2 separate regions of the Homo sapiens genome follow, and region 2 is linked to region 1. Evidence: chromatin loops called from intact Hi-C (ENCODE). Cell type or tissue: GM12878. All regions are shown on one strand. Each heading gives the region's core, and the rest is flanking DNA. Links, peaks and the distances in the headings are about the cores only.

Region 1 (4,393 bases), core at 213-4,212:
AGTGGATATCAATGGAATTATACAATAATGCGGTCTTTTGTGACTTAATTCTTTCACTTAGCATAAACTAAGGAAATTTTTTTAAGTTTGTCTTTGAAGCCAGATGGCTGAGTTTGAATCCTGGCTCCACATCCTACTCCACTTACCTAAAAACTGGTTTGTTTTTAGGTAAGTGACTTAACCTCTCTGTGTCTGTCTCCTCATCTTAATACAGAGAGAATTCCAGTGATCACTCCCATAGAACTCCCTGGGTAAATCCATGTAAAGGCTGTATTTGAGCTGTGCCTGGAACACAGTAGGGACCCAGGGAATGTGAGTTCTCATCATCTTTCTTGTCCTGTGTTCCCTGAAGGCCTTTCTAGCTCTGTTTGGGGAGCCTTGCTTGTTTGTTTTCATTCCCACAGCAAACATCAGTGGCAGTGTGGACAGCTCTTCCCATATGAATTGCACCTGGGTCATGGGGACTGGGAAGCTGTGCATGCGCCTTGCAAGCTCTCACCCAAGTCTAGAGCCTCCTGCATCTCCCTCTTCCCAAGGCAGCCTCATGGCCCCACTTGAGGCTCTGAGGTTCTGCCTTTAAGGGAATAGAAAGTTTTTCTCCCCAGCTCCCAGTGAAAGCAGCTGTTTCCTTGTGAGTGTCCTCCAGGTGGGAGACGGAGGGATTTTGGACGGGCACATTAGTCCATTTTACTCCTCAGGGTTTAAGTTAACAGGAATAGTAGAAGGGATCAACGTTGACCCAGAAAACTGGCCCACAGGCCTGCTATTGGGTAATGTACTAGTCCATTCTTTAGTTGCTATAAAGAAGTACCTGAAGCTGGGTAGTTTATAAAGAAAGGAGTTCATTTGGCTCATGGTTCTGTAGGGTGTCTAGGAAGCATGGCACTGGCATCCTCTCCTGGAGAGGCCTCAGGATGCTTCTAATCAGGGCAGAAGGCGAAGAGGGAGCAGGCTGTCACATGACGAGAGGGGGAGCAAGAGAAGGGGGAGGTGCCACTCTTATTTTTATTTTTTCTTGAAATAGGTCTTGCATTTTCACCCAGTCTAGAGTGCAGTGGTGCGATCACATCTCATTCAAGCCCCAATCTCCTGCCCTCAGTTGATCCTCCCACCTCAGCCTCTTGAATAGCTGGGACCACAAGCATGTCCCACCGTGCCCAGAAAAAAAAATTTTTTTCTTTTTTTTTTTTTAGAGATGGGGTCTCACTGTGTTGTCCAGGCTGGTCTCCAGTTCCTGAGCCCAAGTCATCCTCCAACCGCAGTCTCCCAAAGTGCTAGGATTACAGGTGTGAGCCATCATGCCTTACTGTCACAGCCAGCAGTCTCATGAACTGAGTAAGAACTCACTCATCACCAAGGGGATGGTGCCGAGCCATTCACAAGGGATCCTCCAGGGTCCAATGCCTCCCACCAAGCCCCACCTCCAACATTGGGGATCTCATTTCAACATGAGATTTGGAGGGGTCACACATCCAAACCGTGTCAGATGGGAAGCTGAGAAAAGTGACATCTGCCTCTGAAATAGTTCTGGGAACGTCACTGGAGGGTGACTGCCAGGTTCACTCATGCCATCAGCCCCGCCTTTGTGTCCTCAGTAATTTTTACTCTGAGCATAATCACAGCCCTCGTTGAGAGGAGCCACTGTCCCTGTTGGTCTTCTTTCTAGAAGTATCTCTTATATACTGATATACAGCAGTGCATTTACATTGTTAACTGTAAAAATGACACCAACACATTTAGAAAGGCCACCAGATAAAATAAAGAAAAATGTATCCCTCAACGCTGACATACTTACTGGCTTGCTTTTGGAACGTTCTTCTTTCTGTCTTCAGGTGCTAGAACTTTAGGAGAGTAAGTGGGCTCTGTTGAGGGACTCTGAAGACTGGTCACCCCCCCGCCCACACACACACACACATCCCCCAGCACTTGAGCTGCGCTTCCACATAACCACTTCCTTTATGCTGGGACTGTGGTTTCTTTGTGTGTTTTTATGTCTTTTCCATGTCTGGGTCTGGGTTTGCCTCCCCTGAGAGACCGTAAACTTCTAAAGAACAAGAACTGTGTTGTCTCCTTTTATAGGAGTGTATGTTTCATTAAAAAAAAAAAAAGTAAAAGTAAATTTTAAAAAACGTTTCTTGTCTATGCCTACGATGTTCTTATTGACTTGAGGGTTTAGACAGTGTCTCTGAAAATTCTCTGGCAAACACTCCCTGGCCCCACCATAAACAGCTGGTTGATGTAACCACACCGTAGCTCAGTCACCACGTCACAGGAGCTGTGTCTTCTTCTGCCCGGGAACTACCTGTCCTGTGTGACAGAAAAATGCAGCGGTTGCCAGCCAAGGGCCCACAGGCAGGATTCCCCTGAAGCTGTGGGACTTTGCTAACAATGCATCTCCCACATTGAGGCTTTTCAGAAATGCGATTGAAAATAGAAGTGTGGGTGCAGCATTTTCCTTCCTGCCACATGGGAATTCTGGGGAAAGAGCTCACCTTGAAGGAACAACCTTGCTGGGAGTGCAGTGGGGGGACCTTTCCCCTGGAGCCGGAGCCCCTGCTGGGTTCTGGCAGCCCCAGGATGCCCACTGAGCTCTGCTTCTCTGGGCACCCTGAGAAATGGACGGCAGCGGCCCTGACTCCGGGCTAAGGCAGGGCTTCAATTAAGCCAGAGAAACACGATTTATTATCAGCATGTTTTCAGTTCCAAGCCGTGCTTTGAAAAGGTCACCTTATATGAATATTTAGAAAAAGCAAGATCATAAAATAAGAGGGACTTGGTATTTTGTTTTGTATTTTTTTTTTAGAAGAAAATTCGGGCTCACTGGTAACTTACAATGGGCAAACTCTAGCACTTTTTATTTAACCTGCATTTACCCTTTAAAAATGGGGAGGAGGTTTTAGAACTGCATTTGAGGAGACTTTCTGTGTCCAGGGGATTTTACAGCGTTTGAAACCAGGGCAGTGAGCCTTACACCCGGGACCCAAGGTCCGCTTGCTGACTAAATGCCCATTAAAACAGCAAATGAGGAGGCCAGGTCTGCTTTGAAGAGCCTAGCCTAATTGTGTTGTATTTGTGTCAGCTGATGGCTACTTTTTTCATTAGGGACTTTTAACCTGTGGGTCATCTTTTGAAATACACATTCGATTGAGTCAGTTCTTCCTTTAAGACCTCAATTGGCTCTCCTTGCCCGAGGAGAAAGCTGGGCCCCTGACCCTCCCGCCCCGGCCCCTTGAGATCTGGACACAGCCTTGCCTCAGAACTCAGCCTGTCACCTCCCCTCCCCTCCTGTCACGTCCTGTGTCCCATTCCAGTCCCATAGTGAGGGGACTTAGTGGATTATATTGTAGGATGAGCTTAGTTAAAGATTAAACGAGTATGTTTATTCTTTATTTCACAGAGTAATTGTTTTAAAACGAATTTTATTTTTATGCTTAGTAGGATGGATTTTATTTAAACCCCCAGGCAGACTCCATTTAAATCTGTCTATAAATTGTATAGTCTTGATGTTTTTGTATAACTTTGATATACATTCTTTACAAAATCCCGGTTTTATTTTTACAAGATGAAGATTATACATTTTAAAGCAGTTATTTCGTCAGCTTTTTCTGTCTCCTTGTATAATCATATCAGAGGACTGAATAATGATTTCGTTATTTCATTTGCACAGTCTCTCGTGACTGCTAAGCACTCTGCTTGTAGTTCCTGTTTTTTGCTATTCCTCTGTTCTTGCGTTTTTTTCTGCAATCTCTCCCCGCCTTGCCCAGATCTCTTCCTCAATGATTTTTTTTTAAATTTTGTACAACAAATATTCCTCGGTGCCTCCTGCCCACCAGACACTATGCCAGGTGCCAAGTGTAGAATGCAGATTAAACAGCCAGGTTGTCTACCCCTTGGCACTTGGCATGGAATTCCGTGGCGCCTTTCCATTAAAGAGGGCTAAGGGCTGTCAGCTGAATTTGACAACTCGTAGAAACAGGAACAGTGGGTTGGGGGGGGGGCATTTATTTCTCTCGCATCTGCAGCCTCTGTGCAATCAGTTTGTCATCTCTGAAGACAAATTTATTGTGAATTAAATAAGATCACCCTTTGATGTCTCTTGAATGTGGCCTCTTCTCAGGCCTGGCTCCTTCTGGTAGAGCTGTTGTCTTTAGTTGCTGACATTATCAATAACAAAATCTTGGCCCACCCATAAAATTGTCCCACTTCCATAATCCTTGACCTCTTGTGACTGATTAGTAAAGCTCTGTAAAAAGGTTACCTGAAAATATATTTTATAAATACCGTGTATTATGATTCAGAGTTACACCTCGTGCCTAAAATATGTTCTTCAACTTTAACCTATTTTAAGTTGAAATAGTTTTGCTAGATTTGGTTGGTTTATCATTACTGTTGT
Region 2 (4,393 bases), core at 81-4,080, 74 kb before region 1:
TTCGATTCCTGACCGTCAGATAGTGTGTGAGGTAATAAATCTTGTTTGTTTTAAGCTGCTAAGTTTTGGGTAAATTTGATAGGCAGCAATAAATGACTAATACAGTTGGGCTTCTTTCATTCATTCTCATCTTATCTTTCAGTCTCCTTTAGGTCAGACTTCAGCAGCATGTAAGATGCAGCCATCATCTAGGAATGCCCGGAGCTTCCCAGAGCAAGGCACTGTTCAACTTCCACTCTGGTTTTGAGACAGATGAAGCTTTAACCTTCATCTAGCCGGACTCCCTCCTACTACGTGTCTGCATGAAAATTATTGCATATTTAAATATGTACATATTTACATATAAAAATATGTAATATTGTTAAATATTACTAAATATTTAAAATAAAAAGAAACAAGAAAAATAGAGTTTTAAGCAGTGTCTGTTGCATAGTAAGTGCTGAACTACTATCTGCTTTTGCTGACATTGTCATCATTCGTACATCATTATTTCATGTACTGTCGCCCCAATTCACCGTTCCATTGCTTTTGAACAACACATATACATCAACTGCCACACGTCAATTTTAATTCCCAGTAAAACTGGCCTTGAGTATAATGATAAGTCACAGCTGTACCCTTTTAAAATCTCAAATTCAGTTTAATTGAATTTACCTGTAGACTGCCAGGCACAGTGTCTCAGACCTGTAATCCCAGAACTTTGGGAGGCCGAGGCAGGTGGATCACTTAAGACCAGGAGTTCGAGACTAGCCTGGCCAACATAGAGAAACCCTGTCTGTACTAAAAATTAGCTGGGTGTGGTGGCACACTCCTATAATCCCAGCTACTCGGAAGGATGAGTCACAAGAATTGCTTGTACCCAGAAGCAGAGTTTGCAGTGAGCCAAGATCGTACCACTGCACTCCAGGCTGGGCACAGAGTGAGACTGTGTCTCAAAAAAAAAAAAAAAAAAAAAGATTTTACCTGTAGACTGGTATAGAAATATCTTAGATTTCAAATCTTGTTCTGACTCTTTCCTAAAGCTGCCTATTCTCCTATTTAAATTCTGAGTGTATCTAGTGAAATTTTACATTAGCCAGAACTCTCTAATTTTGAAGTTGTCCTGAAGCCATATCGACATTATTGAGGGTTTAGACTTTAACTAAAAAATACTCATTGCATTCTAGGAAAATTCACAGCCACCTAAAGGAGATGTGTCTGATTCGCAATCATTTTCCTGAATCTGCAATAAATGAATCTACAAAGGATTGAAATTTTTTTAACGAAAATTGTCTGGTAAATATTTTTAAGGGTTTGAGAGCAGTGAAAAATGTTAACAGGCCTACAGCGTTATACTTTTCCACAGTTAGCATTTGTTTCCAAAAGTCTAGAGGAGAAACCTTTTATCTCAACAATACTACATTCTTCCATTTGTAATAGTCTCTGATTTTTAAGTAGTTACTATTCAAACCATTTTATAACCTGATAGAAATGTTCCTTCCTTTCTACAGTCAGGTAACCCGGCATATTTGCACTATTTTCCTTAGAGCCTAATTGTGGCAAACCATTCATCATGAGTGCCTGAGGCCTCTACCTCATCACCTATCCTGTTTCATTCCTAAAAGCCTTCTTTTGCCCCGTGTTTTAACCTGTGAGTTAACCTGTGAGTTGCTCAAGGCCTCTTGGAAGTAGCTGGGTGATACATCTTAAATAAATGAAAATAAATTAGTGTGTTTCTGACCAGTTGGATGTGAACTGAATTTCCAGTAAATCAGCCACAGATTAAGTATCTAAGGGAATAGGTTCACTCAAGGGAAGCCCATGAATCCTTTTGTGATGCAAACTAGAAAATCCTTCTGCTTTACAATTTTGAATTTTCATATATCATATTTTCTTACAGTAAGGTGCACCTGGACCAGATGGTGGCTTGTATCACAGACTTTAGGCTATTTTTAAGACCCTCGGTAAATATTCAGCAGGTACCCTGGTGAAATCATCCCTTCCTTGTCACCCTCTGTTCCCTGGGCATGAAGCCTCAGCAATGCTGTTAACATTCATGTTTCCACTGGGTGTGGTCTCATAAATGTTTCCTCCTGGACCCCTCAGCACAGAAAGTGTGTGCAGCTTCACAGATTCTGGTAGGGGTGAACATGAAGAGGAGATACAGATTTACATAGTCCAGAGGACCCAAAATAGCTGAAACCACTAGATACTTCACACTGCAAACCGAGGTTAATCTCAGACTCTGAGGCTGCATGAAACTTGACCCCCAACACTTCCATCTCCAGGGAGAATAGAGAATGTGTGTCTTGGAAGACAGGCTGTCATTTGCTTGTGACCGTGACAGGCTACTTCAGCTGTGGGGCGGGGGGGGGGGGGGGGGGGGGTACGGTGATTACCAGTAACACCTGAGACAGAGCCCTGGACCCAGGCGTGTTCAATAAATAGCTGATGAAAATGAGATTCACTGCCAAGTCACCACGAGGTCATCCTGTCTCCTCCTGCTGTGCTCCCCCTGTAGCCCATGTGGACTGGGTCCCCTCTCAGGCTGCCTGGGTCCCAGCAGAGGGCAGAGGACAGTGGAGGGTCCCTGTCCTGGGGACGGTCAAGGCAGAGCAGTCACCACCTGTGCTGGGTGAGTGGTCACTGGCCTTCCTCTGGCCCAACTGGGGGCTCCAAAATGACCATAATTACAAACCTGATACTGGCCCTACGTCCTACCAAAAACCCAGAGGGAGATGGAAACAGTGGCACTGATGGATTCTAGAGTTGAACAGGAGGTAGGTGGGACCTTTACCTCTTTTTTCTTAAAAACAGCTTAAAAATACATTTATGCCAAGAGCTATCAGGGCTCAATCCTCTCTCAAAAGTCTCCTGAATTTTGGCCGGGCATGGTGGCTCAGGCCTGTAATTCCAGCACTTTGGGAGGCAGAGGCAGGCAGAACACTTGAGGTCAGGAGTTCAAGACCAGCCTGGCCAACATGGTGAAACCTCATCTCTACTAAAAATAAAAATAAAAATTCGCCAGCGTGGTGGCACACACCTGTAGTCTCAGCTACATCGGAGGCTGAGGCAGGAGAAATCTCTTGAACTGGAAGGTAGAGGTTGTAGTGAGCCAAGATCATGCCATTGCACTCCAGCCTGGGTGATAGAGTGAGACTCTGTCTCAAAAAAAAAAAGTCTCCTGAATTTTATCATTAGTGAACATGCTTCAGTGAGTGAAAAAACACTCTAAAATTCAAACTAAATTTTCCTTGCAATCTATCCTAACAATCGTCTGGGTCTTATTTTTAATAATCTGTCATAGAGAAACACCGGCCCCTTCTTTAACATTGAAAAAGGAAAGTGACATTTTGATCACTGTCAACAATTTAACAACCAATAACTATATACTGAGCAACTCTTCAGTCCATTCCTCCGGACACCATGGATGAAGAATCCCATTACCAATGGAGAGAGCGGAAGCTGCTCTCTTAAACGCCCAAGCAGTGTCTCATGTCAGTTTGGGAATCAGAGCCACCCAGGAAAATTGTTAGTGGCTCTGTCTAATTAGCACTCCTGCCACCTGCAAACAAGTGGTACTAAAAAAAGGTGCTGAATTCTTGCCATTGAGAATGCCAAAAAAAGACACCACTGGTTTCATTCTGACTCTTAGAATCTAATATTTCACTGATTTGGCGGGCTGGGGGTGGTGGGAGGAGGGGGGAAGGAAATACACTTTCACTTTCACCCAAAGGAAATGACTTAACAACAAGTCGTGTTTTAGAAACGATCATATGGTAATGAGTCCTCCAATCCAGCAATCCTCCCTCCCCTGACCTCCTGGCCCCTGCCTTCCCCTCTGCCTGGTCTAGGCTCCCTCTGCCTCCCACAGAAACTGCCTTGTCAGGTCCAGTCTTAGACCTTCCTCCTCCAGGAAGGCATCCTGACCAGCCTAGCTCTTAGGGAATCGTCCCCTTAACCCCACAACACTTGAGAGTCTCTTCCCCACAGGTGAGCACGAAGTTATATTTCTTGATAACAACTGCTGTTATCTTAACCCTTGTCAAGAACAAGAGCCAAGTATTGTATTAGGAAACCTCGATCACTTTTTGGAAAATAGGCAGGGTAAAAATGATTGGCGTATAAGCCGCCTTATACCTTCCCTGTCTTCCTGAGAGTCGCCAGCACAGAGTTGAGCAACAAAGCAGGTTCTCAGTAAATGGTTGATTGCATGATTGGCAAATGCCTTTGTGACACATCACAGAGCACGGTGGCCATGGTGAAAATTTGGCAGCTGTGACTCCTTACTTCCTGCTTTAATCAACGTCATGGGATTGAAATGCTGGACACACAGTAGGTGCTAAATAGATTTTTATGGATTGATTAACCACTGGAGGGACTGTGCCTTATGTGGGATTTATTAATGCTTTTG

The links. Hi-C counts contacts between places; a loop is a spot of excess contacts. Peaks named below come from ENCODE experiments on the same cell type or tissue, not always from the same donor. Only the 100,000 strongest peaks of a DNase experiment are listed, where the experiment ranks them.
Region 2: it touches region 1 in a loop (6-fold over the local background); 9 of 110 quality-filtered maps call a loop at or near these places.

What each region holds. Positions count from the first base shown.
Region 1 is chr2:23,451,014-23,455,406 of GRCh38, forward strand. The region is part of intron 1 of KLHL29 (kelch like family member 29); the gene reads left to right. The region is part of intron 1 of LOC124907741 (a long non-coding RNA gene); the gene reads right to left. Among named protein-coding and RNA genes, the nearest start is that of LINC02923, 66 kb to the left of the region's middle. RefSeq lists enhancers at 1,377-1,476, 2,019-2,520, 2,097-2,156, 2,521-3,020. In GM12878, for the core only: no CTCF peak of the experiment used is centred there; DNase peaks (open chromatin) are centred at 1,456 and 2,278; H3K4me3 peaks cover 453 bases; H3K27ac peaks cover 1,432 bases.
Region 2 is chr2:23,377,102-23,381,494 of GRCh38, forward strand. It overlaps LINC02923 (long intergenic non-protein coding RNA 2923), which reads right to left. Exons shown (of 6, transcript NR_187213.1): 1 at 4,120-4,393. Among named protein-coding and RNA genes, the nearest start is that of KLHL29, 5.9 kb to the right of the region's middle. RefSeq lists an enhancer at 3,474-3,693. In GM12878, for the core only: no CTCF peak of the experiment used is centred there; DNase peaks (open chromatin) are centred at 2,370 and 3,640; H3K4me3 peaks cover 1,076 bases; H3K27ac peaks cover 2,056 bases.